4 separate regions of the Homo sapiens genome follow, and regions 2, 3 and 4 are each linked to region 1. Evidence: chromatin contacts called from ENCODE Hi-C or POLR2A ChIA-PET data. All regions are on one chromosome and are shown on one strand. Each heading gives the region's core, a stretch centred on a gene start or an enhancer-like site at or near the end of the contact. The rest is flanking DNA. Distances are from core to core; before and after follow the strand shown.

What was found. A loop is a pair of places that touch in the nucleus more often than their neighbours do. ChIA-PET counts read pairs that join two places held with the same protein, here RNA polymerase II (POLR2A). Pooled maps may share reads with other maps.
Region 2: a loop to region 1 is called in a map with no recorded cell type, with 3 times the contacts of the local background. The contact joins the promoter of GACAT3 here to the promoter of CYRIA in region 1. A Hi-C loop is called at or near these places in 3 of 37 single-sample maps with no recorded cell type and 2 of 50 pooled maps.
Region 3: a pooled map shows a loop between it and region 1 (2.0-fold over the local background). The contact joins the enhancer-like site here to the promoter of CYRIA in region 1. A Hi-C loop is called at or near these places in 6 of 50 pooled maps.
Region 4: a loop to region 1 is called in a pooled map, with 4 times the contacts of the local background. The contact joins the promoter of RAD51AP2 here to the promoter of CYRIA in region 1. A Hi-C loop is called at or near these places in 8 of 37 single-sample maps with no recorded cell type and 7 of 50 pooled maps. POLR2A ChIA-PET finds 5 or more read pairs at or near these places in 1 of 52 experiments (OCI-LY7).

Annotation. Positions count from the first base shown.
Region 1 is chr2:16,662,833-16,669,181 of GRCh38, forward strand. CYRIA (CYFIP related Rac1 interactor A) reads right to left here and starts at 3,002. Exons shown (of 12, transcript NM_030797.4): 1 at 2,948-3,002. RefSeq lists silencers at 2,919-2,968, 3,039-3,208.
Region 2 is chr2:16,048,869-16,055,698 of GRCh38, forward strand. GACAT3 (gastric cancer associated transcript 3) reads left to right here and starts at 1,559. Exons shown (of 4, transcript NR_126559.1): 1 at 1,559-1,809.
Region 3 is chr2:17,639,068-17,646,076 of GRCh38, forward strand. All of the region lies in intron 2 of VSNL1 (visinin like 1), which reads left to right. LOC124908054 (a long non-coding RNA gene) reads right to left here. Exons shown (of 2, transcript XR_007088658.1): 1 at 4,022-7,009. Among named protein-coding and RNA genes, the nearest start is that of VSNL1, 100 kb to the left of the region's middle. RefSeq lists an enhancer at 5,130-5,917. Within about 2 kb of position 4,289, at least 5 of the 41 ENCODE cell types and tissues checked have a DNase peak (open chromatin) inside an H3K27ac peak, as active enhancers do.
Region 4 is chr2:17,514,937-17,521,140 of GRCh38, forward strand. RAD51AP2 (RAD51 associated protein 2) reads right to left here and starts at 3,504. Exons shown (of 3, transcript NM_001099218.3): 1 at 233-3,504. The coding sequence starts at 3,479. It also overlaps the pseudogene LOC101928149. RefSeq lists enhancers at 3,032-4,231, 3,216-3,765 and a silencer at 3,527-3,776.

The DNA.
Region 1 (6,349 bases), core at 1,752-4,251:
ATCAGCCTGCCCTTCCTTTTATCATACCACCTGTCTAACTGTATTATAAGGATCTTTTTCCATGACTAAATTTTTTTTTGAAAACAGAAATGCTGCTCATTTTTCGAACCCCTAGTTCCCAAAACTGTATTTGGTACAAAGCAGATACTCAATAAATGTAAGATACATAAATAAGTTAGAGGATTCAACATCAAGGCTGGGCAAAATGCCCCTGGAGGATGCCTCTAACCCTGAGATTTTATAGCTTAATTATGCCTAAATTAGTTTTCAATCTCTGGACAGTGGTCCAGGGCTGTCTTTAAGATTGAGATCTCCCAATAGAACTAGGACATTATGGGTCCTTCAGCCTTTCAAAGTGTTCAAAGCATTCCCGGTAGGCTATTCTATGCCATCCTAAAAGAACAAGAAAATGTGGCCAGTAGGATAGATGCTGTCAACCCCATTTTAAAGATGGAGAAACTGAGGCTATATGAGTGAACTGACTTTCTCAGGACCAACATTTGACACTGAGGCTGCTGATTCTCTGGTCTTTTTGTGCTACCATAATACGTGCTCAGCTTATTTTTAACAAACCTAGAGCATGGCAATGTGAAGGGACTGGCAGGGAATGGAAAAGAAGAGCGTGTACTGAAGAAAAAAACACCAGGGAAGGGAAGGAACAGCCTCACTGGAGAGGGTCACTGACAGCTGACAGTGGGTGCCCCTATGGCCCTGGGGAGCTATGAACTCCTTGCCCAGGGCTGGCTTGGGAGGGTCTACTTGACTCTGGGTCCCTGACTTATCTAGTTGCATCTAGGCCTGGGAGCAAATGCAAACTGAATTCTTCTTGGTGCTGAGTAAAAACAGGAAGTCACAAGTGGCTTTGCTCTGCTCTCAGCTGGGGTCCTCAACAGTTCAGGTCAAGGGTACACTTGGGACACTCCAGACAGCTTCCTGGCAGCTCCCTCCACAGTAGTCCAGCAGGGACAGGAAAAGTGGAGACACCTTCTAAAGAGCCTCCTATAGTGTGGGTTTAGGCAGCTGGACTAAGGAAGTCCCTGTGATCCCTCGGACAGGACCAGGGAGCCCAACAGAGATGCGTGTATGTCAGCTTCATCACTTTTCCATTCATTGAACCAAAACTGAGGGCTGACTGTGTGCTCAAATCAATGTGACCTTAGGGAAATAACTCACTTGCTCTGAGCTTAGTTTCCTCATCTGCAAAGTGGAAAGAGCCCCTGCCCCATGGGGCTATTGTGAAGATGAAAGGAAATAACACCAGTGAGGTCCTTTGCCACATTTGGTATCTATTTTTAGCACTGAGGCAGTATGCGCCCACTATGTGCCCAAGCCCGTGATGCTGCTGCTGCCCCCTTCCCAGAGCCAGAGCCCAGAGGCAGGAGGGAATGTGGGCAGGTCTGTTTCCACCTCGCTTTCCCACTCTCCCCTCACAGGAACCCAGGGCCAGCAGGAGGTGAAGTTCTGCCAGCCCCCAGCCTGGGCCCAGCGCCCATGTTTATGACTGTTTATTTCAGAGCAAGTAGAAAGGAGAAATTAGAGCCATGAAAGACAGGACAACGGACCAATAAAAACCAGCTCCCAGAAGAGTCAGAAGGAGGAAGACAGGCAAAACTGTCACCATAGCAACACAAGACAGTCAGAAGCACGCAGGAAAAACAGCCCCTGCTCTGCCTCCTGTCTCCACTGCAAAGCAAGCCCTCGAACCCCAACCAGAGATCAGTGAAAGCCGACAATGATCCACCCAAAGAACTCTGGTACCCAAGCCCAGACCTGGCTAGCAGCCACTCTCCTCCTGCTGCCCCAGCACAAGTCCCAGCCTTCCAGGGTCCCAGATCAGCATTCTGTGCCCTGGGGACTCGACACTGTGCAGATGGCCCAGGTCCCATCCAGAGGAGATAGTGACTGGTGACAGAGAGGAAAGTTTCTAACAGGGAGAAAAGGAGGGTCACAGAGCTTCAGGGGAGATCAGGGCCCTAAACTCCAGCCCCATGACCCTGTCTTGGGTTCCCTGGGGAGCAGGCGGGTAAACAAGGGTGTGGGAGAGGACATCAGGCCCTGGACACAGAAAGATTGCTCCATCAGTTCTGGACCTGGCACCCCCAAAACAGTGGCTGGGGGAATTCTGGGGATGCGTGGGGAAATAGCTTTGGAGGCCTTAAATGACAAAGATCTTGGCCCTGGTCTCTGGGGACACTGGCTAGCGAGTAGGAGCAGCTTGGAGGAGGACCCAGGGACGGGCTGGCCCATTTTGACAGAGAATGTCTCCTGGCAGACAAGACAGGTGTCTCCACCAAAAAGCATGGCTGGCCTGGGACCAGCATTTTGGGAAGTGGGTCAAATTGTTCCCAAAGCTCAGTATTGGAAAAGTGCCTTTTGCCAAACTGGGGTTCTGGGTTCTGGGGGAGGAGAGAGGGTGACGGCAAGGTGTGCTGGGTCCTAGGCACAGCAGCTTTCTGGCTGGCTAAGAACGTCTGTGGCAGGTGGCAACAGAAGGGTCCAGGTGTGCAGGGGCTGGGGAGGGGGCCATCCCTCCCTTTGGGGCTGTAGAGAGTACCCAGGACCCCGGGGCCTCGGGTGGTGGGAAGGGGAGTGTTAGGGGTCCCCTGCAAGAATGGAGCTTATGATACCTGGGGTGGGGGGTAAGTGAGTGAGGGACGAGGGAGGGTGGTCTGGGAAAGGAACACAATCAGGAGGCAGCCCTCTCAGAAAGAGGGCAACGGGGCACAAAGCCGGACCTCTGTCCGGCGATCGCTAGAGAAGGGCTCCCGGACGGTGTCCTCCGCTCTCCCTCCCTCCCAAAGGCTGCAGGGGCGTCCGGGAGGAGAAGGATGGCAGGGAGGCGCCCGCCCCGCCTCGCGGTGCCCCGCGGTGCCCCGTGCAGGCCGAGCCCCGCGCCCGCAGACCCCCGCCCGCGCCCCTGCCGCGCCCCCAGCCGCGCCGCGCTCACCGAGTCGCCGCCGCCCTGCTCTGCCGCCCGCTCCGCCGCCGCCGAGTACGCCTCTCCCGCGGCCGCCGCAGCCTGCGAGACGGCCTCGGAGCCCCGCCCCGCCCCTCCCCGTCCCTCCCCGCCCCGCCCCGCCCCCAGCCCGGCTCGCGGCAGCCGCCCCGCCCCGGCCCCGGGGGATCCCCACCCGCGCTGTCACCGGCCGCGTCCTCACCCTAGCCTGGACAACCCCATCTCTTTGCCCGGCTCTGCTCTCTGCTCCCAGGAGCTGGTGCGGACCCGCCCCAGCACGGTCGCCCCTGCCCCTTCTCAGCCTTGGCCACTTGGCCTTGCCTTCCCAGAGGAAGCCCGAACCAGACCTTTCTGTTTCTGCACACCAAATTCCTCCACACCCACGGTTGCCCTCCAAGAAAAAGAAATCCCCGCAATCTCTAGACGCATATTCACCTTCAAATTAATGCCCAGCCAAATCATCCCAATCCCTAGGCACACTCCAAATTACTTGAGATTCTGAACCCAGTCTCGCTCCCAGTCCCTTTCTGCCCACCCTATTAACAGATCTCCAGCCTTGGGGCCCGCAGTTATCCGATAGGACCACTGTAAAGTCTTCCCAAAGGCTCAATCCAAAACATGTAATTAACCTTAAAGAGTAAGTCTGCAAAAACACTTAAAAAATTCTATGATGCAAAAAGAAAGTAGTGGGTTACAGCGTCATTGACGTGATCATTGTTCTAAAACATCTGCCATGGAGGCTTTTTGCATTAGAGAGAGGGAGATTCAGGAAACCGGAGAGGACTCAGCAGTGCCAAACAGGTTGTGAGTCAGAGCTCCTGTTGAGGGGAGGGAGAGCTCCTGGGGACCCCGGCTTCGGGTGCTTCCTTTCCCAGTCCATCAGCCAGAACATCATGAAACATGTGTTAAATCCCCATAGTGTGCCAAGGTACGTGCCCGAAGCTGCATGGGTTGGGGCCCTGTGTGGGCTGGGATCAGAGGAGGCGGGAAGCATCAGGAGAAGGTGTTCAGGCCCCTCTCCTTTCTGAGATCCAGGGTGTTTCCCCTGGGAGGACTTGTTGCCCAAGCTTCCTTTGCACTCTGAAAGGCTCTCCTGAACTGCCCACAGAGGCTCTTGGTCTGTTTTTTGGCAAAAATTCACAGAGGGCAGGAAGGCACTGTCTAGTTAGAGTGAAATATTTTCCCACTTGGAAGGGGTCCTTAGGACCAGAAGAAACACTTTCCCGTTCTCTTTTTGAGTTTTCCCCATGCCCTAGACCAGCCTCTGTTGTCAATTCCTGCAAAGGTGTTTTTTTTGTTTTTGTTTTTTGAGACAGAGTCTCACTCTGTAGCTCAGGCTGGAGTGGAGTGGTGTGATCTCGGCTCACTGCAACCTCCATCCCCCGGGGTTCAAGCAATTCTCCTGCCTCAGCCTCCAGAGTAGCTGGGACTACAGGCGCCTGCCACCACATCCGGCTAATTTTTGTATTTTTAGTAGAGACGGGGTTTCACCATCTTGGTCAGGCTAGTCTTGAACTCTTGACCTCGTGATCCACCCACTTTGGCCTCCCAAAGTGCTGGGATTACAAGCGTGAACCACCGCAGCCGTCTGGCAAAGGTGTTTTATCTGTGAGTGGCTCTATGAGAAAAGCCTTCTTGCCATGAGGTAAACCATGTCTACTACACACACACACACACACACACACACACACACACACACATACACACACCCCTAAAATTTTCTGGCTTAATCTGTCCACCTTGAGTTTGGCCAGGTTTTGGGAAGAGTGAGGACTAATCAGCCACAAACACCATTCATCCCCATAAAACACTATCATTTCAGACCATGAGAGGACTTTTCACTTTACACCCATCTGTCTCTACTAATACAGCTCAAGTTTGTGAGTAGACTATTTGATGCATGAGATTTCACTTCCACACACTTAGAGATGGCTTCTGTTTCAATAATCGAGGGATACCTGCATGGTATTGCCCAGCCCATTATGAAATAATAGGGTTTTCTAATGATCAGTGTGGAATTTAATAATTGAATGTTTCCTAAGACAAAATTACCAGATGAAAGTCTTTTAACTTTATCAGTAATACTAATAACAAGTTTAAAGGTTATTATCATAAAGATTATAGTGAAATTAAACTGCCATTTAGGAGGCAGGTAAGTTGAGACTGAATTTCAGATGGTTGTCACTCACAATATGTGTGCTAAGATGAACCTTAATATCTTAATTAAAGTAAATGTATACTGAGCTGTGCTAGTTTCAAGGACATCTTTTTCATGTATTTCTTTTTTAAAAGAGATTGATGAAGCATGGACAAAGTGCCAGGCACTGTGCTAAGTAATGGAATAAGGACACAGTTCCCTGGTCTTGAGGAGGACACAGGCAGGCTGCCTGTGGAAAAAGACTAACAGAGATATTTGCTGTGTGGACCCAGGAAAAGAAAGAATTCTTTGTGATTGGGGGAAACTGAGAGCAGATTCTTGAAAAGCGCATTTTTAAGCTAAAATATGACGTGGGAAGTTAGACTTCAATAGGCAGGAAATGCGGACAAAGACACTCCAAGTAGAGAGACAAAGTGGAGGCCTGGGTGAAAAGTGGTCCGGGGTGGCCAGCGTACCAGGGGGATCCCACAACGTGGGACAGAGAGTGGAGAGCTAGAACAACAGCCTGAGAATCTGCACTTGATCCTGGGAGCTCCTGGGGACTGAGTGGCCTTAACCAGAGCCCCGAATAAGGAGCCTGACGATAGGTTAAGGTCCTTAGCAACAGTGAATGGAGAAAGAAGAGAAGGCAGCAGTGAAAATGGTAAGCCCCAGAAGGTTGATTCTATCCAGGGCTCCTCTCCACCCACTGAGACGTATCCAAGGGCATGTGAAACATTCTCTCTAAATCCCTCAGCAACTTCCCTTTACCACCTGACTCCCTTGTCTCTTCAAAGGATCCTTTCTGCTTCTGGACTTTTGCTGACATACCTACCTCTGCCATCTCAGCTACCAAAAATTATTTCTTCCGATGCTAGTGATGCGCCTTGGAGACAGTGTGATACTTTGGGCTCAAACTTCTGTCCTCTGAATATTTCTATAAAATTGACAGTCTGAGCCACTTACTCCTCTGACACATCACTTGTGACAGCTGTTTCTCAGGAGTGGCATGCAGGACTTTTCACATGCACAAGCTTCTCAAGGACAGGGACTTTTTTTTTTTTTTCCCGAGACACAGATGAAACCATAGATTTGAAGTCAAAGCCAAACATAAATCCTAATTCTGCCACTCACTGGATACTTTATCATTTGGTGTTTTTGTTTCCTCTTCCATAAAATTGGAGTAATAAAATCTACCTAAGAAGGGTGATGTGAAGGCTATTATAAACTGCTTTGTAGCTGTGAAAGAAAAAATA
Region 2 (6,830 bases), core at 309-2,808, 620 kb before region 1:
CCTGGAATCCTGGTCAATTCTTTTTTTATTATTTTATTTATTTTATTTATTTACTTTTCTGAGACAGGGTCTGGCTCTGTAACCAAGGCTGGAGTGTAGTGGCATGATCTCTGCTCACTGCAACCTCTGCCTCCTGGGCTCAAGCGATCCTCCTACCTCAGCCTCCTGAGTAGTTGGGACTACAGGTACATGCCACCACGCCTGGCTAATTTTTGTATTTTTTTGTAGAGATGGGCATTTTGCCATGTTGCCCAGGCTGGTCTTGAACTACTGAGCTAAAGTGATCTGCCCACCTCAGCCTCCCAAAGTGCTGGGATTATGAATACTAGTCAATTCTTAAACTGTCTTTCAAATCAATAGTCTCACTGCAGACACTGTCACTCAATACATATTATCAATGCCAACACAATGGGAAACTGGATCCTGCCATTTTCTTGATTAGATAGTAGAGACAGGCTGGATCCTGCCATTTTCCTGATTAGATAGTAGAGACAGGCTAAAGTAGAGTCTTAGCTGTCATTCTGCTGTCGGGGTCCTGCTTCCCTCCACGGAGAATCAAAGTCTGGATGTCAGACTTTGTTCCCTTGGCTGAGGAGAGGGACAGAAGAGACCAGCTTGTAGTCCCTTGCCCTTGGGAAGGAAACTGGTTTTCTGCTCTGTTCAACCATGTTTACTAATCATTAAAGGAAACAATAGATGTAGGCCAAATGCTGGTATCAGATGAGAGGGTTGAGAGTGAGCAGATCAGTGTCGGAGCCTGGGATTAAGGAAGTCAAGGTCAGCAGTGGATCCCTCGGAGGCCCAGAGAAATGGCTTGGTTAGGGCACGTCTGCTACCTGGGGTGGGGGAGGCAGAGATTCGCTTCAAGATGAATCGCATTCGCCTTAGAATTAGAATGCCCTTCCTAGAAAGCCCTTAGAGATTATGTGATTAAACCTCCTTATCTTACACATGGAAAAACTAAAACCTATAGAAGGGACACCTCTTGCCTGTGGTCACCCACAATTAATGTTTTATTCCTCCCAGTCCACACTTGTGCAGTCCTCACATATCTCTGAACAGGGACTGGGTACTTAAATTAGGTAACTGGCAAGGAGGTTTTTTTGAGAAGGGAAGGTGAGGGAATTTTTCGACCTTGTGCCATTGCTTGAGAGGCAGAAGCCAACACACCATTAGTTAAACCCAGACCAAATTCATCAGCTTGTGAGACTCTAGACCCCACACCTGTCTAAGGACTGCAAAGAGCAGTCAGTGTACATAAGAATTCCCTCCTGCCTCCTGTGATTCTCAGCCCTCACCAGCCTGGGCCCATTGGTAAATTTATCTTGAGTTAAAAATACTGCTTCTACCACCAGCACACGCCAAATAGAGTCCTTGAGACACCTATGCACTGAAGCACCTACACGGTGTTTAGCACTGATACGGTACTCTGCCCTTTCTGAGCCTGGTAGTCTGGCTGTCTGATAGGAGCAGGGAACCCACAGATATCATCTACTTCCGTAAAATTCGTTCAATTAATGAGCATCCACCGGGAGAAGAAGGATCATTTTCAGCCTCCCTGACCACAGGCTTTGGTTTCAGGACAATGCAGACTGGGCAGCAGATCAAATAAAGCCATCACCAGCGCATAGGACAGTCTCAAGGGGGTTAACTGTCCCTGTCCTCTACAATTGTTGCTGGGGAGCAATTTGCCCTTGAATCTTCCATACTGTCCCTAAATTGACAATTTCATTTCCTTCCAATCCCGCCCCCTGCCCTGAAGATCTGCTGAGGCTGCGAGTTCCATGTGAGAAGGCAGGAGGATAATAGGTGAGTTCCATCCATCCGTCAGCCATAATGGTCGCGGACACTCCACGCCTTTTGTCTGCTGGTTTCCCTGAGGATGCAGGCTAGGGACCTGGGGTATTTACACTGCCTTTATGTGTGTGGTTTTTAAATCAGCCCTCTTGTTTACTTCCCAGCCTTTACCCAGGCTGTTTACTACCTTTGGAGGGGCCAGGCCACTAAGTCAACATGCATTAAGACCCAACATCAAAATGTCATAATGCGAATGAGCAGAATTCTGAAAGGCCAGGGACATTGGCTGCTCTGTTGGGTCCTGTTTAGTCTGAGGGTAATGAAGAGCTCACAGATGACCTGATTTCATTAAACTAGGTCAGACTCAGCTGAAAAGCGGCTATGACTCTCACCCAGTTATATAGCCAGCTCTTCCTCTCTCCCTGCCTCCCTCCGCCCCCACCCCCACCTCGGGGCTTGAATGCTTTCTGGGAATTAACGCTGAGTTTTGTCAATACAGTAGCTAAATCTCCATGGAATAATTGGACCTTTCCCTTCGGCTTCTGTTTGCGCAGTGGCAAGGCCAGGCATGGGAGAGAAGCGGGTGGACTTTAACGCAGCATGTATGATTCAGTTGTAGCAGTTTGCTTTTGAGCCAGACATTCTGAGTTACAGCATCTTATCTGAGGGCTGTATTGACGGAAGCAGCTGAACTGACTCAAAGAGGAGTTATCATGCAAACAAGGCTTTCAATGTGTCCAGGCTCACCAGCAACACACGGGCCCTCTGCATCTTCAGAAGCCTCCTGGTGGGGAGTAGGAAAGGGACCAGGCAGAGGGTGGAGGCAGGAAGGAGTGGTGTCTGAAGGCTGCTGAGGGAGGAGAGGTGGTCCTCCCCCGTCCCTCCTTGCCAGGGAAAGACTGAGTCTGTGGTGGGCATTCCAGGCAGGCAGAATTCACTTCATCCATACAGAAGAAAGCATTTCTAACAATTAAAACTGTCTGAAGATTGGATGGGCTGTCAGATGAGCTCACTTATACTTTATTAAGCACCTACTATGTCTCAGACTTTATGCTGGGGACCTTGCTCTGAGCTCTGCAACATCTCAGTTCATAAGAGATGAGGAAACCAAGGTTTAGAAGTAAGTGACTTATGTAAGGTACCAAAACTAATATGAGGCAGACACAGGATTTGAACCCAGATCTTTCTATGTCCATGCTCCTTCCACTGTCCCCTCTGCCCCCACCTCTTGTTCAGGGCACATGGGGGATGGCTTATTTTTGCTCCATGATGTCTGAGGCCTTAGCTATGAGACTCAAAGTTTGGGGACTGAGATCACTGAAGGCTTGCTGCGTCACATGCCTGGTGGTGAATGCTGGCTGTTGGCTGGGGGTCTCGGTTCCTCTCCACATGGACTTCAGTGTGTGGACTCTCCATGTGGGTTGCTTGGGCTTCCTCACAGCATGGTGGCTGGGTTCCAAGGGTGAGCGTCCCAAGACAGAACATAAAGTTGGAACACTTTTTCAGTCTATGCTTGAAAGTCACACAGTGTCACTTCTGCACATTGGTATTAGATAGAATTCATTAGAAGCAAGTCACTAAACCTGCCTCATGTTCCAAGGGGAGGGAAATTAAACTCAATCTTTTTTTTGTTTGTTTTTACGATAATACCTTTAAACAATTTTTCTGATTATAAAAGTAATGCATGAGTAAGGCAAAAACTCCAAACATTGTAATGTAGAGCGTATGACACCCTTATGCTAAATTCCCAAATGAAAGAATCATCAATATGTGTCGTTTTCTTGTTGCTTTTTGTATATTACTATTGCTTTTTGAATATTACTATTTGTATTAGGGTTCTCTAGAGGGACAGAACTAATAGGATTGAAGTATATATGAAGAGGAGTTTATTAAATAGTGTTGACTCACACGATCACAAGGTGAAGTCCCACAATAGGCCATCTGGAAGCTGAGGAACAAGGAAGCCAGTCTGAGTCCCAAAACCTCAAAATTAGGGAAGCCGACAGTGCAACCTTCAGTCTGTGGCGAAGGCCTGAGAGACCCTGGCAAACCACTGGTGTAAAGTCCAAGAGTCCAAAAGCTGAAGAACTTGGAGTCTGATGTTCAAGGGCAGGAAGCATCCAGCACAGGAGAAAGATGAAGGCCAGAAGACTCAGCAAGTCTGCTCTTTCCATCTTCTCCTGCCTGTTTATTCTAGCTGCGCTGGCAGCTGATTAGATGGTGCCCACCCAGATCGAGGGTGGGACTGCCTCTCCCAGTCCACTGACTGAAATGTTAATCTCCTTTGGTAACACAGACACACCCAGGAACAATACTTTGCATCCTTCAATCCAATCAAGTTGACACTCAATATTAACCATCAAACTATTCTAAGTAGTCGTATGACATGATTAAAGTGGTATTTTGGAAAGATCACTTTGGTGGCAGCAGTAATTAGAGGGAGAGAAACTGAAGTCCAGGAGACTACCTAGGGGTTAGCATCATTATTTAACAAATGTATGAATACCTTCAATGTTGGCTTCTCATAGTCAAGTCTGAAGATAATAGGGGACTGCTTTAGGGGAACAGAAAAAATTAAAGAGGAATGGATGAATTCAAGAGACACTTTCAAGGAAGATTCATTAGGGTTAGTGACTGGATTGTGATTGGGGCAAAGGAGAAAGAGGAGCAAAAGGTGCCTGGGGATTTCAAGTGTGAGTTTTTGGGAGAATCACCCATTATCAGCTCGAGGCAAGTCAGGGATGGAAGCTCAGTTTTGGGGAGAGAGATGAATGGGATGTATTTGGACTGAGCTGTCAGAAATCACTATGTTTAGGAGCTAAGCAGAGAAGCCACTCAAAGCAATAGGCAAAGAACAGCCAGGTTTGGGAAGACAGAAGCAAGAGCATGCAGGCCCAGAGCAGAGGGGAAGAGATTCAGAGAGGGTGGCTACGGTGCCAGGTGCCGTAGACATCTCAGAGAGAGTAAGGCTTGGGAAAGGTGATGGGCATATAGAGCGAGCAGTCATGGTTGACTGAGCATCCTTGATGCCAGTGAAATGGCAGAGGCAGAATCCAGATTATAAAGGCAATAAAGAATATTAACAGCCCTAAACTCAATCTTTTGATGAGAGGAGTGGCAAGGTTCTAGAAACACACATGGAACCAGAAGTATTGCTGAGGGCTTTTTGGGAAAATACAACCTAAAACAATATTCAAAATCCTTAAGCTCGTGTTCTAATATGTAAGAGGCTGAAAGACTACCTCCTAGGGTTGTAGGCTTAAGCCACAGGTTTCCCAGACTTTTTGGATCATGGTGCTCCTAGGCCAAAAAAATATGTAACTGTTCTGTTTAAGTGTTTATATATATATATATATATATATAGTATCTCCTAATGAATTAGTAGGTATTTGAAATAATACTGATAAATGGAAAGAAAAAGTACTGTCTTTATTTCTTTCACAAATAACTACAACTCACAGGATATGTGAGCCAGTTGGGCCCTATGCACCTTCTCAGATCTTGGAATCTGATGGGCCACTACCACCTTCACCGCCCGTTCCACATTGGTTTTCACACTGCACGTGCCTGTTATCCCTGCAACCACCTCAAACTCAGCTTTGCAAGGATATGATGTCCTTGAAAGGGATGCAGCACAATCTAATGCTGAAACGGTGAGCAGCCTGGAGCTCAGAGCTGTATGTTGCCCTGTGGGTGTTGGGTATGGCTTCTACATTTAAAATACTCTTCAGGTTGGGCATAGTGGCTCATGCCTGTAATCCCAGCACTTTGGGAGTCTGAGGTGAGTGGATCACCTGAGATCGGGAGTTCAAGACCAGCCTGGCCAACATGGTGAACCCCATCTCTACTAAAAATACAAAATTAGCTGGGCATGGTGGTCCATGCCTGTATCCCGGCTACTTGGGAGGCTGAGGCAGGAGAATCGCTTGAACCCAGGAGGTAGGGGTTGCAGTGGGCTGAGATCGCACCACTGCACTCCAGCCTGGGCAACAAGGACGAAACTCTGTCTCAACAAAACAAAACAAAATGGAAAAAAAACCAGCTCTTTAGTGCTCTTGTGAGTTTGCTGTGGGCCTCAGGGTACCTCATCACACAGTTTGAGAAGTGTGGGTTTAAACATAGTAGATCCAGAATGAGGGACTATTTAATGTGCCAAAGTGATAGTTTCCTAACACATACCAAACTTCCTAACAAGGTTATTCAGATTTCACATGTCTAGGATATATTGAACTTGGATAATTCAGAGTCGAGGGCAGTGAAGGTGATTTGTCCAAATTGATGAATTTTTAGGAACTGCCTTGGCTTTCATATATAACAGGTAAGAGACAACAATCTCCTCCCCTTATCTCAGGGAAGGTGAGCTATGAGTTATATACTGTCTTTAAGAAATTGACAATTGCCCTGAAAAATGTCACACATAGAGACTGAGGGAAAGATAGGAGGGGAAATGCGATGCATATATAGGTTGAGAAAATTGCCCAAGCCATGTAACATGGGTAGAAAAAAACAGAGCAATGTTTCATTCCCAGCTTACCTCAAGAACCTTCCCACTATCGCTGGGCATGGTGGCTCACGCCTGTAATCCCAACACATAGGGAGGTAGACGCAGGTGGATCACCTGAGGTCAAGAGTTCGAGACCAGCCTGGCCAACATGGTGAAACCCCGTCTCTACTAAAAATACAAAAATTAGCTGGGCATGGTGGCGCATACCTGTGATCCCAGCTACTTGGGAGGCTAAGGCAGGAGAATCACTTGAACCCGGGAGGTGGAGGTTGCAGTGAGCCGAGATTGCACCATTGCACTCCAGCCCGGGTGACAGAGTAAGACTCTGTCTCAAAAAAAAAAAAAACAAAAACCTTCCTAGTATCCTAGAGTGCTACCCAATATAAGATGAAATTTTACATGAACTGGAAACAATTAGGATAAACCCACCCAACCTCCACAGCAAAGTAGTTTCTGCAACTCCCAAAGTTAAATGAACCTAGAACATTGACATATTTTCCAAAGCAATTTCTTATTTAGCTCAGAACTT
Region 3 (7,009 bases), core at 3,039-5,538, 980 kb after region 1:
ATCTAGTCTTTCTATTCTTTTGCTAAGGGGCTGGTGGGGTGAAGGGATCTATTGCCCCAGTTGCCCTTCAGGGGAGAGGGAGGCCTTTAACTCCTCATAACATCTCATGTTGCAAAATGCATTGCTTCGATGGAAATATTGGTTTTGAGCAAATTTGGACTCCAGATGACCAAGGTTCTGTTTGGGTTTGACGGTAATAAAAGGAAGATACAGGTATACCAGGATGCATCCTACACATCCTGCAAGGTGAAATCCACCTTCCTCTCACTGGTTGTCTCAGCCGCCTTGGCTGGGTTTGCACTGCTCATTAACATTGGGTGTGCCTCTCTCTGCCTCCCTAACCACATGCAGATCCTGGCCTCAGTGTCTGCCTTTCTGCATCTCTCTGAGCACCTTGCCTAGTATCTGCCACATATGGTGCACATAGTGGATGATGATTGACTGATCACTCAATATATTGTTTTCTATAAAAGAATGAAAGAAGATCATTTCCTCTTCTGGTCATTTCCTTTAAAGAATATATGTACTCTTTAAATGTTCCTTAGTTTTCGTATTATTGGCTCATACACAGAACACAGCCTTGCTGAAACTAAAATAATAACAACAATAATAATAGCATCTTTCATCGGCTGAATACCTATTATGAGCCCAACACTGTGTGCACATCATGTGTGTGCTTTACACACATCATCCTAATCCTCACAGCTTTGCTACCAGGGTCATCCAAAGAAGGGAAGCCCAATGCCCCTAGGCACACTACTGTTCAATAGTGGAAGAACTGGAACCCAATACCGGGCATTCTGACTCTGTTCCAATGTCCTCCCCATTAAATCCCAAAGGTCCCAGCCCAGCAGCCAATTCTCCTCTATCCTGTCCCATTTTTTGTATGAAGAAACTAAGGCTGGGTGTGTTGGCTTGCACCTGTAATCCCAGCACTTTTGGGAGGCCAAGGCGGGAAGATCACTTGAGGTCAGGAGTTTGAGACCAGCCTGGTAAACACGGTGAAACCCGGTCTCTACTAAAAATACAAAAATTAGCTGGGCGCAGTGGCACATGCCTGTAATCCCAGCTACTCAGGAGGCTGAGGGAGGAGAATCGCTTGAACCTGGGAGGCAGAGGAAGTTACAGTGAGCCAAGATCGTGCCATTGCACTCTGGCCTGGGCAACAGAGCGAGACTCTGTTTCAAAAAAAAAAAAAAAAAGAAAGAAAAGAAAAGAAACTAAAGCTTTGAAAAGATTAAAAATCCTTTGCCCGAGACCAGGTCCCACATGTAGTGAACTGCAGAACTGATATTCAATCCCAGACCCATCCAACCCCAAAGCTCACACTCTCCACCACAGCATAGCATCCTTACTTCTCTACATGATGCATTTCCTTTGTTTGTTTCTTAGTCTGCAACCAGATCTTATCCTATAACTGTGGTGGCAGAGATGGGATCATGTGGGGCTCATATAATTTGGGGAGAAGTTAAAGATATTGCAGTAACGCAGGACAGGAATACATTTAGGAGAACATGTTAGAGTTGGTAGGAAGCTTCCTCTCCTCCAGAAAACAGAAGCCCCACCTTCTTAGGCAATGATCCTGAACTTGTTCATTTCTGACAAATGTGTTCCACTTCTTTTTTTTTCTTTTATTTTTATTGACACATAACAATTGTACGTATTTGTGGGATACAGATGATATTTTGATACCTGTAAATAATGTGTAATGATCAAATCAGGGTAATTAGCATATTCATTTCCTCATTTATCCCTGTGTTGGGAACATTCAAAATCCTCTCTTTTAGCTATTTGAAATATACAATAAATTATGGTTAACAATACTCACCCTCCAGTGCCATAGAACACTAGAACTTATTCCTCCTATCTAGCTGTAATTTTGTATCAAATGTGTTCAACTTCTGCAGATAGAACATGCCTGGCTCTGGCTGCCATTGCTGTCACCAGCTGTGCTATAATAGCTCTCTCCCCACGATTCCAGACCTGGTGGCCAATGGCATTCCAGTAGGGTTCTAATTGAGATGCAGCCAGGCTCAGTGTTCTCATCATTGTCACCATGACGCTGTGAAATGAGTTGGGTGCAGGGTGAAATGAGAATCGATCTTGGATAGACCACTTTATTCTGGAGGAGGTAGGGAGATCAAATAAGTTTTAGAACCAGTTGTGAAATCTGCTGTTCTACCCACTTCAGTTGGAGCGAGTGAAGACAGTACGAAGGGAGTGGTCTCATTCTAGCTTTCCCCACAGCAACCAAGCTACTACCAAGCACCTTCAAAGATCCTCACCACTTGCCTAGTTTCAAATTCAGTGCCATTTAAAATTAATAAAAACAATCTTTCCAGTCTAGCAGACTGGCTCTAAATGGAAACTCACCACAATTTCCAAAGTGTAATTTGTTATTGACATCCTAGTTTCATAACAAAGAGTAATAGGTTGGTGGTTCAATATTTACCAGGAAGAGAAGTACTAGAATAATCCCCTACCCAAAATCAAAATGCCATTGACCCGATTTATAGTGCAAATGGTGTATTAGACAGAAATAAAAAGAGACTTCATTTGATTTTAAAGTCTGAGTAATCAGTAAGTACCCTTCAGGGTCTGTGACATTTCCAATGGAGATAGAAATAGGGATAGAGAGACCAGAGATAGATACTTAAACTTACTTATAGGTACAGAGATGGAAATAGAGAAACAGATATGATCTAGATGTAGTTGTATAGACATAGACTTATGCATAGACATAGGGATAGAGATAGAAATATGAGAAAGGGAGAAAGAGAAGAGAGAGATTCACCCTTCGAAGTTTGATCCTGTAATTAGGACATTAGATACAAAGGGAATGGTAGGTGCTTTGGTCAATGACAAATCCAAAGTCATGAAAGTAACATCCCTTCTTTTTTAAAAATTTTACTTCCAGAATCAGAAAAACTAAATAAAATATTATAGCTAAATGAAATGTTGAAGCTTATCTGATTTATCCGTCATTTTATATCCAGGGAAACGAAAGTCCCAAGAGACAAGATGACGTGACCTTAGTCACACCCAGATACTCTGTCACTCAACCAGCATCTTTTCCTCTGCAGTAAATTGCTTCCTTTACCCATCCGAATATAGTAGCACTTATAAAGCACCTACAGCATACCAGAGCCTTATTCGAGAGCAGTAAGGATACAATGAAGAACAAAATATAATTTCATCCTTAACATAGAGATGATTCTGGCTTTTCCCATGGTGAGCATTCCTTTTTTTTTTTTTTTTTGAGACAGAGTCTAGCTCTGTTGCCCAGGCTGGAGTGCAGTGGCGCTATCTTGGCTCACTGCAAGCTCCGCCTCCCAGCTTCACACCATCCTCCTGCCTCAGCCTCCAGAGTAGCTGGGACTACAGGTACCCGCCACCATGCCCAGCTAATTTTTTGTATATTTAGTAGAGACAGGGTTTCACCGTGTTAGCCAGGATGGTCTCGATCTCTTGACCTTGTGATCTGCCCGCCTCAGCCTCCCAAAGTGCTGGGATTACAGGCATGAGCCACTGCGCCCAGCCGGTGAGCATTCTAATGTGAAGGAGATCTGGAAGGTAAGGAGGTTGGATTTCTACTGCCTCATTCTCATTTTTTATAAAAAAGCAGAACTTCTCTGGGAGTTCATGACCTTTCTGGGGCAGTCTGTGTAAACAGAGAGATCTGGCCTAAGACATAAGTGAAAATTGCTTATCTTGTCCCGGGAGGCGAAAGCCCCTTCTCTAGAAATTTAGTTCAAGAGTAATTTTATTCTCAAATAGATGTAATTATACGAGAATCACAGGCTAATAATGGCTACCTTTTGTAATAAAGACTGTAATGTTGAAGAAGCAGTGATGATAGAAAATGGAAGTTGTCACCCAGAGGACAAGGGATGGGGCAGCTCTGAGAAGCAACCTTAGGATCTGTGAGAACCCTTTGAGGGTGGGGGTGGGCGAGGGTGTCCTTAACCTCCTTCTGGAGAGCCTACATGTGGAAGGAGCTCATGTGTCAGGCTGCACCTACCTTTGGCTTATCACATCTGCTTGAGGGCAGAGACCAGACCTTCTATCTTCTTATGCGTGGTTGCCTCTCCTCACTCTCCCTCCTGCCCTCACAAAGCTCAGCATGGAGCCCAGCACCAGTTGGGCTTCTGTGAGTATCTGTTGAATGAAAACTTTGGCAGAAAACAGTTTTTGGACTCACCATTTCTAATTAAGGGAAAATGTCTCTCGTCTTCCCATCCATGTGACTAAAGTGCAAGTGCTGCTCTGGGCTGATTCATCTCCTCATGAGTCATCTGCTTAAGTAGTAATGCGAATGGGCTTGCAGGCCAAGTGGTGAGCCTTCTGCAGCACAGCCGGCTTCAGGCAGCTTCCAGAGCACATTTCAACCCTTCTACTGGTCAGTGGGTAGATTTGCCCTGTCTCTCAAGGCCTCGAAACGATCTGTTTGCTGAGTCACTTGTTCATTTAGCAGACATTTACTGAGCACCTACTGTGTGCCTGGCCCTGTACCAGGCACCAGAGATTACAGCAATGGCAAAACCAGGTCATTCTCGGCCCCGTTTAGCTTACAGTCTACTAGGGAAAAAGGGCACGAATCCACAATCCTGTGAACATTTCTTCACAATTGTAACAAATGTTCCCTACAGTGACATGCATGTGTGTAACAGGGGTCTGACCCAGACCAAATCAAGGTTTAAAGAAGGAACAGGGGTTCACTGGGCCAAGGTCAGCAAAGGAACTTTCAGACCACAGCAGCAGCACGGCAATGGTCCCATGACTGTGGCAGGGGAGGGAGAGCCAGCAAGGCCCCAGGGAGTGAAAGCGGCCCCGGGACAAGGGAGCCGGGGGACCAGAAGCTGGACACAGAGGTGGGGACCAGACACAGAAAGGTCTCTGAGGCCTGGAAACAGTCTCGTTCCTTCTTCTGAGAACAATTAGATGCTATTGTCGGGTGTGGGAAGGAAACTTGACCAAACATGGGTGTGCAAATTTCCCCTGGAGCTGTGGTGACGATGGATGGAAGGGCCTCAGTGTAGGGAAAGTTAGGAAGCAATGAATGTACCACTACAATGGGGTCCTATTCCTGGGGGAGGCCTCATGGATGTGAAGAGCTGAAAGCCAAAACCAAATATCAAATGACCTCTCAAAGGCATATGGTCAGCATCTAAGGGCACATGAGACCCCAACACTAACCTTCTGCCCATCGGCAGGAGGTCTGCTGGAAAGGCCCGACCACCCCACGTGAAGGCCTCAGCCCCCAGGACAAGGAGTTAGAGGTGAGCTCATCTGAACAGCTCCTGTCCTTGGTGGTTCCCACAGAAGGTAGACAAGCCCAGTAGGCCTAAAGCAAAGAGCAGCCTGACAGTGCACGAGGGGCCCCTTAGGGAGCCTCTGAGATACAGTGTAGCCAAGGAAGGTCAAGACCCCGGAAGAGACAGGCCGAGGGTCTGTCTGCAGGGCTGGTGTGGGAGGAGAAGGAGACTGCAGTTGGTGCTGGGAAGAGCCAAGGCTTTGACTCAGATGGCACTGAGTTTGATCCTCCTGCACCCCTTAGTGATGTGACCTCATGCCAGTTACTTACCCCAGAAAAATGACCCTCCTGCAAGTCCTACCCTTGCTGAAAGAATCAGCTGGGGTGGCCTGTGAGAAGGACCTGCTTAGAGCCTTGTTCCACGAGACACACTCATGAAACAATAACTACTGTCTCAGTAGCAGGGCCTGAAGAGGTAGGTACAAGACCAGGTCATCCAGAACAGGCTAGAAGCCACTAGCTAATTCCAGCAGGGTAAGGGGAGATAACCTTGGAGGTTGAGCAACTGTATTTCAGGGTGATTGTATTTGTATATTCATAGGCCAGGCAAAATAGGCCTTTGAAATTTGAGAACAAAAGAAACAAAACTGACCCAAGTGAGGGTGTTTTAAAAGCAACTATGTCTTCTGCGGGATTGGATGGCAGACCTCTCCAAGACTGTGAGCAGCGGAGCAGTCCAAGAATACTCTTCTGGTTTTTTGAAGCCCTATTTCCTATCAAGAGCTCTATTTCCAGCAGACTAATGGGCAGAAATCTATTCTGAGGTCTGAGGGCTGCCCAGTGTTAGCCAGGAGCTGGGCCTTGGGCAGAGCCCTGGAGAGAGGCATCCTCCGAAGTAGCCTTGCTGCCACCCCTCCTGACACAGCACATCAGCTGTTGCATGGGCAGGGGTGAGTCCTGGCCAAGGCCTTGCTTGTGCCCACCCCACCCCCACCCAAAGGTTGGGCTGGAGAACTTCTTGGGGAGCTGCCTCCTCCATCACATTGAGGCAGTGAACCAGGGATCTTTGGAGGGGAGAGATTCATGTGGGAAATGCTGCAATATTTTCTCTGGAAGGATAAGCTATCCAGGCAGCAATGGTGCTGGGGAGGGCTGGGATAGGGGTGCAGAGGAAATGTGTCACTGGAGAGAGGCACAGTGTTTGTAGATCATCACTCAGCCTTTCTGTGCCCACGCTGGGTGGGGCCCTGGAGGCCCAGAGGCTAATGTGTCTGGTTCTCATGCACCACCTCTTAGAGGAAACAAACATTTTGATATTCACAACTAGATAGATTACTGAAAAGAAAGAAATGCAGAGTGGGGCCCACTGTCTGTAGAAAAAGCTCCTGCCCTGGCCAGGAGGAAGCTGGTTAAACCATGCAAAGACTCCTGTTGTCTGCCTGGGGAAAGAAAAGACCTCAAGTGTTTCCTGGGGTTTTCTTCTGCAGGTTGTTCGGTTCAGGGACAGGGTATGGAGTACAACCGGGAGCAGTCAAGGTCTGTGTAATCCCAAGAAGTCTCAGACTCTGAAACTCTAGGCTATGATGAAGAACAATGAATTGTCAGCAGCCTGTATATTAGGATGGGGGGAAAGGACCACATGCGAATATTTTAAAGCTTCAAACTGACAATATCATGTCCATTACTTTTGTTTGCAGCTCCATACACTTGTAATTTATCACAGTAAAATTTTATACTTCTTTATATGGTGGTTTG
Region 4 (6,204 bases), core at 2,254-4,753, 850 kb after region 1:
AAGGAGTAACTGCAGCTTGCTTTGAAATTTGTATTGTTTCTATCATAAATAAAGCTATGGCTTCTTGCTGGAAAAAAAAAAAAAGAAAGAAAATAGTGTGCATCAATAAACATTGTCTTGCATTTTATCTCTACCTTCCTTCTTTGTTGTCAAAATTATACATTTGGCCTACACAGAAAAAAGCAGTAATTTTTCTAGCATGAGAAATAATGTTCTAAAATGAATTTCATACCTTTCTCAGAAGTAGAGTAAAGTAATTCTTCCTCTGATCTACTTGGATAACAACTCTCATTAGGAACTTCCTGTTCTCCATTATTGGGTACAGTTTTCCATTTAAATAAACTTTGGTGACTTTTGCCCATATTAGGACCTGCTATAGTATCATGGAACGAGGAAGATGCACGTATTTTGTTGACCACAACCATTTTCAAATCTTTTTCTATCTCCATTTTTACCTTCTCAGCATCATTTTCTCCAAAGTAATTTTCTTGCCCATTGTTTGTTTCCACAGTGCTTAGAAGTTCATTTTCCCTACTAATTTCATGAAACATACGAAGTTCTTCAAGTACTAAGTCAAATTTTCTCTTCATCTCAAAATCTTTTACTATTGTCAGAGCTTCTGTTGATAAATATTTAGCAGCTAAGTCCTGAAAACATTCATCATTCCCTTCACTCAGACCAGTTTCAAATTGATGATTAATATATAATGCAGAGTCATTCTTTCTGTGAAAATCCTTTGAATTAGCTATCTCCCTTTCTGGCAAAATACTCTCATATTCATTTGTATTTGTTACATAATTTTGATTAACATATTTATTTTCTTCCACATTTACTTCCTTACTTATTAATGAAACTGACTGTACAGAAAACATGTCATCCATTGGAAAAAAACTATCTTTCTCTTCCTTTTCTATCTTAGTATCTTTGTGAACTTGGCAACTATTTGTTAAACTTTCAGCTGTGACTTTTACTTCCTCTTTCAAAATTAAGTCATATTTTTTTTCTTCTATTTCACTTAGCAAGTTCCAAAAATTTAGTACTTGAGTTATAGAAGTGGTATGGGTCTCTTCATTATGTATTATGTTGTGGCTTGCTGGTATGGCCTGTTGCCTAACATTGCAGAGATCTTCAAATATGTGCTCACAGTCAAAGTTACTGATCTTATTATGTCCCTGTTTTCTTTCCATATTTAAATCTTGGCTGTGCATATTTACTTCATAAAAATTTTCATTAATGTATCCTCGGTTGTTCTGTATAAATTGAGGACAAGAATTACCATGTGCTTTAACAGTACTAGAATTATAGTGAGCCCAATTTTCCACATTCACAACTTGTTGAGGACAACTCATATTCTGACAAGTAATTTCTCTTATTAAAGAAATTTCATCCATGTCATCAAAGTCCATTAAAAGGGGAATTTTTTCATATGTTTCAAAAATCGGAAAACCTGTATTTTGAGTTGTCATACTGAAGGAATTAATGAGTTTTTTCTTAGACTTTTCAAAAACTTGTTCAGTTCTAAATAACTTCCTTTTCTTTAACATAGGTTTCATATTATCTTCTAATAGTCTTGAAGAAGTTAAAATCTTTACTAGATATGCAGTATGATTTTCCACTATATTTTTTGGATACTTCAAATAAAGCATGCACTTGAAAATGCATTCCTCTTCTAATTCAAAATCATTTTCAATTCTTGTTAAAGAGTCAAAGTTATTGAGCAAAAAAGCTATGTTAGTTTTCAATAGAATATCTAAAGGTTCTGAAACACTATCTTGTAAATATATGCTTAAAATTCCATTCTTTATATTTGTATTCATGTTTCTGGTTATTAGATTTTGAATACCAATTATACCAATTTGCTTTTTACACTTCAAAATGTTACAGCAGGTTAAAATACTATTATCTTTTTTATTTCCTGAAATACTTTTATGGAAATAAAAAATTTCTATAATGAAACTTTCAAAAGGGTTGTTCACATGAAAGACTTTTTGTGTAGTATTGTATCTCAACTGTAGAGTATTATCATTTTCTCCTTTACCATTTAGCCAAACAGTCGTTATTAAAGCTGTCTGACTACCTAATATTTCTCTTACGAGAAGCTTTGATTGTTCTTCATATGCATTGATGACTTTTGCACAGTGGTAATCTTCCTTGCTTAAAAGGTCTATTTCTAATAATAATAGCCAATTCCATTTTTCTTCAGTTTTTTTCATATTTTCACATTTAGTCTTGCAATTATTTATAATCCAACAATTTCCTCTATTTCTTCTCAAAATATGTCTAACGTTACAGTCCCAGTTTTGAGATTTTTCCAGCCTGGTAAGTACGTAACTGTCCAGACATTCTGCTTCCTCCCAATTTGCATTTTCTAGTATAGCGAAATTCTTTCTAGAGTCTCTTACATTACACTGGATACTACTGCAGTTACAGTAGTTTGAACTGATCAAGTCTTTTCTCTTACAAGTATTTTGGCTACTGAGTGATGGGTAGTCATTTTCATAACATTTGGAAAAAATGTTTTCCGCTTCTACAGTTTTTTTATCATTCTGTAACTTTTGCTTCTTAACATCAGGTCTATTTTGGGACCAGTAAATGTTTGTGAAATCCCTAACATATGCCTCTTTTTTGTCATTCTTTTTCTTCGCTATTTCCTTTAAATAGACAGAGGACATTTTGCTATTTAAGTCCATTGGAAACTGAGGGACACTTATTGTGCCGCTATCTCTAAAATAGCTAGGTTTGGCAATTTCCAAGCTGGGCTGGTTTTGAGATTTTGATATTTTTAGTACAGATGATGAAATGTTATTTTCTCTTTTATTTGATGGCACAACACTGTTAGCTTTACATCTGTTCTTAATTTCATGAAATGGTGATTTAGTTTCCTTGTAAAAGGTAACATCTAAAAATGGATTTTCTTTGTGAACATTGTCTCTTCCTTGGACAAACTGTTGTTTTCGATTCTCATTTCTAATTCCATGTATATCGTGTATAGAGGTGCTGGGCAGAAGTTGACTAACCCCTGCTTTGGAGCTATTACTGCGGTGCACACTGAAAGCCTCTCTGTCATGCAGGCCTGCCTCAGACCTTCCTGAAGCCCTCAAATCAGAATCAGGACTTTGTGAGGGGGGAGACTGCAAACAGCTACTCATTTGGAATTTGAGATTTGAGCATTTCAGATTACATATCTGCTTCCCACTGACTGATTTCTCCACACACGAGTCTGTGGAGTTATCGAAAATAGCATTCGTTGAAACAAGGAGTCCCTTGAAGGGTCTAGGGGACAACTCCCAGACTTTTTCCGCCTCAGACAAGCGAGGCACCAGAGGCAGTCGCCAGCCCGCCTTAAAGACACCTCCAGGCTCCTCAAGACAGAGCCGCTTGCTACTAGGTGGTTGGGAATCCGGGTCCTCAGGAGGCGTTAAAGAGGAGGTAGGCTTTCTGAGCTCGGCCATCCGCGGCGTGGGCTGAGGGAGAGACATGACAGCGAATGGAAAGGATCTGTCCGAGTCCCGGCGGGGCTCCAATCCCTTAATAGGCGGTTCCGGGCCGCTCTGGTCACGCCCCTGACCCGCCCCTCAAGACCTGGCCTTAGCCTAATCTCAGGGTTTGCCCCACCCCGAATCCGCCCCTCCACAGCCCCAGCCTCAGCCCCGCCCCGCCTCCCTCAGTCCCTCCTCTCCCTGCCCCCACCCACGCGCCCCGGTTGTCTCACCACTGAAGGTCGGAGCACCCTGGGCCGTTACATTGTCTATTTTTAGCGCCTTTTTCTAATGCCACGACTGTAGAGAGTCTAAATGCTTTTTTCCCTGTGGTAGAACGAAGGGGAAAAGTTAGAACCTCTCACTTAAAAAAAAAAAATTTGTGAATGGTAACAACTTTATTTTCTAAATTCTAAAATTTTGTTTACCTCAGAAACGGCATCTCCACAACGGCTCGAGTGACTCTCCAGTAAAATCGTGTAGTTCTGTCAGCACCAGACCAAATCTCTCTGTGTATGGAAAAACTTTTTAATCCTTCCAGCGTCACTTAAGATCATATTAATATTTCCACTTCACTAATAAAGTGTGTTTGGGGGAAAAAAGCCACCAGTACTTACCAGTCTATCTGAGGAAAAAATGTGTGGAAATTATTATCCGGATAATTATTATTCTTCACTTAAGACTAAAAAAAAAATAGTTTACTATGTGCTGTGGGGATTTCTTCTCAAATATTGTGGATAAAATTATTTAGAGATAAAATATTATATGTTTGAACTACCCCATTTAGTGTAAACATAATAATACAGGTCTGACTCATACCTACTAACAAATTTTTAGACGCTATTTCTTGTTTTTTTTTTTCCTGCTTTGAGAATCATTTATGATTTCCAGTCAATTCTGGTTTTTGTGAATTCTATAATCATTAAGAAGAAAATGTTTTTCAAAATGTTTATTATTATTATATACATGTTTCTTAAGAAACATGTAACTGGTGCTCAGTAATAAACACCTCGATTCCCTTGGTGGTTGTTTCAAGCTTGGTATGTTTTATATTACATTTTATGCTAAAATTTATAATAACTACAATAACATGCAACCAGAATCCTAACTTCAGAACCCTCCCATGGCATAGATGGCAATATATAACTAGCCTTCTACTTTAGGTAATAAGATGTTCACCAGTTTCATGTTTTTTAAATACTCTTAGATACATTGTGATTACTTCAGTGTAAATTCCTCTAGAGAAATGTTTACTTAAGTTTGTAGAAAGCCTTGCAGCAGAAGCACTTCATTAACACTATAAATAAGAATGTGGCAGTGGTTCAGATTCCACATCAGTGAATTCTCCAAGTTCTACTTCTGTGTATCTTATGTTCTATTGCTTTTCTATCCCAGATTTTCCACAAATCTATATTCTTTTCTAATCCATTCTGTTTTAGCCCATAAGGGGTGACTTGTATAGCTAAGGTGTATATAATTGGTGCGCTAGTGTGATATTAGGACCAAGACTTTTTAAATCTGTAAAGTAAATGCCATTGATTGTGATTTCTAGTCTAGATTGATCTGTAACTTGATATTTGATTATTTCTTCATCTTGCTAGTTTGCCCAAGAGCACATTATTTTTTATATCTCCATCACATCATTATTTAACAACTCTACATTGTTTAAGGATTAAAATTCAAATAAAACCCAGAAGTATTACATGTAACTCAACAATTGTTTGACTCCAAGATACAGAAATGTATAGTTATTTTCTCCATCCTGAAGAAACTTACAGCCATAAAGACCAAAAAAAGAGTCTTTTCTTGCATTTACTTATTTAAACATTATACTAATGGCCACTGCCATTTCAAACAATGGCTATTGAAACCACTATTTATGTGGGTTTTTTCCTTTGTTTTTTTAAATGCCACCTAGAAAATGAACCAGTTATAAGTGAGAAATGCAAAAAATTATGTCTTCAACTCATCATAATCAAAATATAAATAAGACTTGTCTGAATCTTACTGATGCCTCAAAGCCCATTTCAAATGTCATATTTTTCTATATCACTTTACCCAACCCTTCCTTTGAAGTTCTTACCTTCCTTAGTAACAGTAAACTGAGCTTTAAAGACAGCATCTATCTGATTTCTTTTAGCGTGGTGTCTTCTTATAGTTCAACTCTGAATGAATAAAAGGATTAATGAGTTCATGAGATAAACCCCATACTGAAGATATGACACAATCTCCTATTAGAGTTAAATCAGAAATTTACTCAATATCAATATCAAGTCTAATGTCCTTAAGCATAGTATGTCACATCCTCACTACTAGGTCCTACTTAACTCTTTCAGCTTCTTTTTTTTTTTTTAAACAATTTGCCCCCATGCTGCCTACACCAGAATGTTTATTTTCTTGCTCTTTTATGTATGTTCTCAAAGCCCTTCATTTCTCCTCCTGGCAAATTCTTATTAAGCCTTAAATGGCCCTACTCAAAAGTTACCTCTACGGTGAAAGCTTCTCTTCCTCCTCCCTGCTGTAGCCAATCCCTGGGCAGAATTACTTGCATCGTCATCTGTTTCCTATAGCAATTTATTTCTAACTGTAGAACACTTAAAATGTCTTTATTGTATTGAGTTGTTTATATGTCCCCTCCACTAGGCTCCATTAATCAGGACAAGGATTTATTAATTTTTGTATCCCCAGTGCCTCTAAGTACCTCAGTTAATTAGAAGAAATGAAA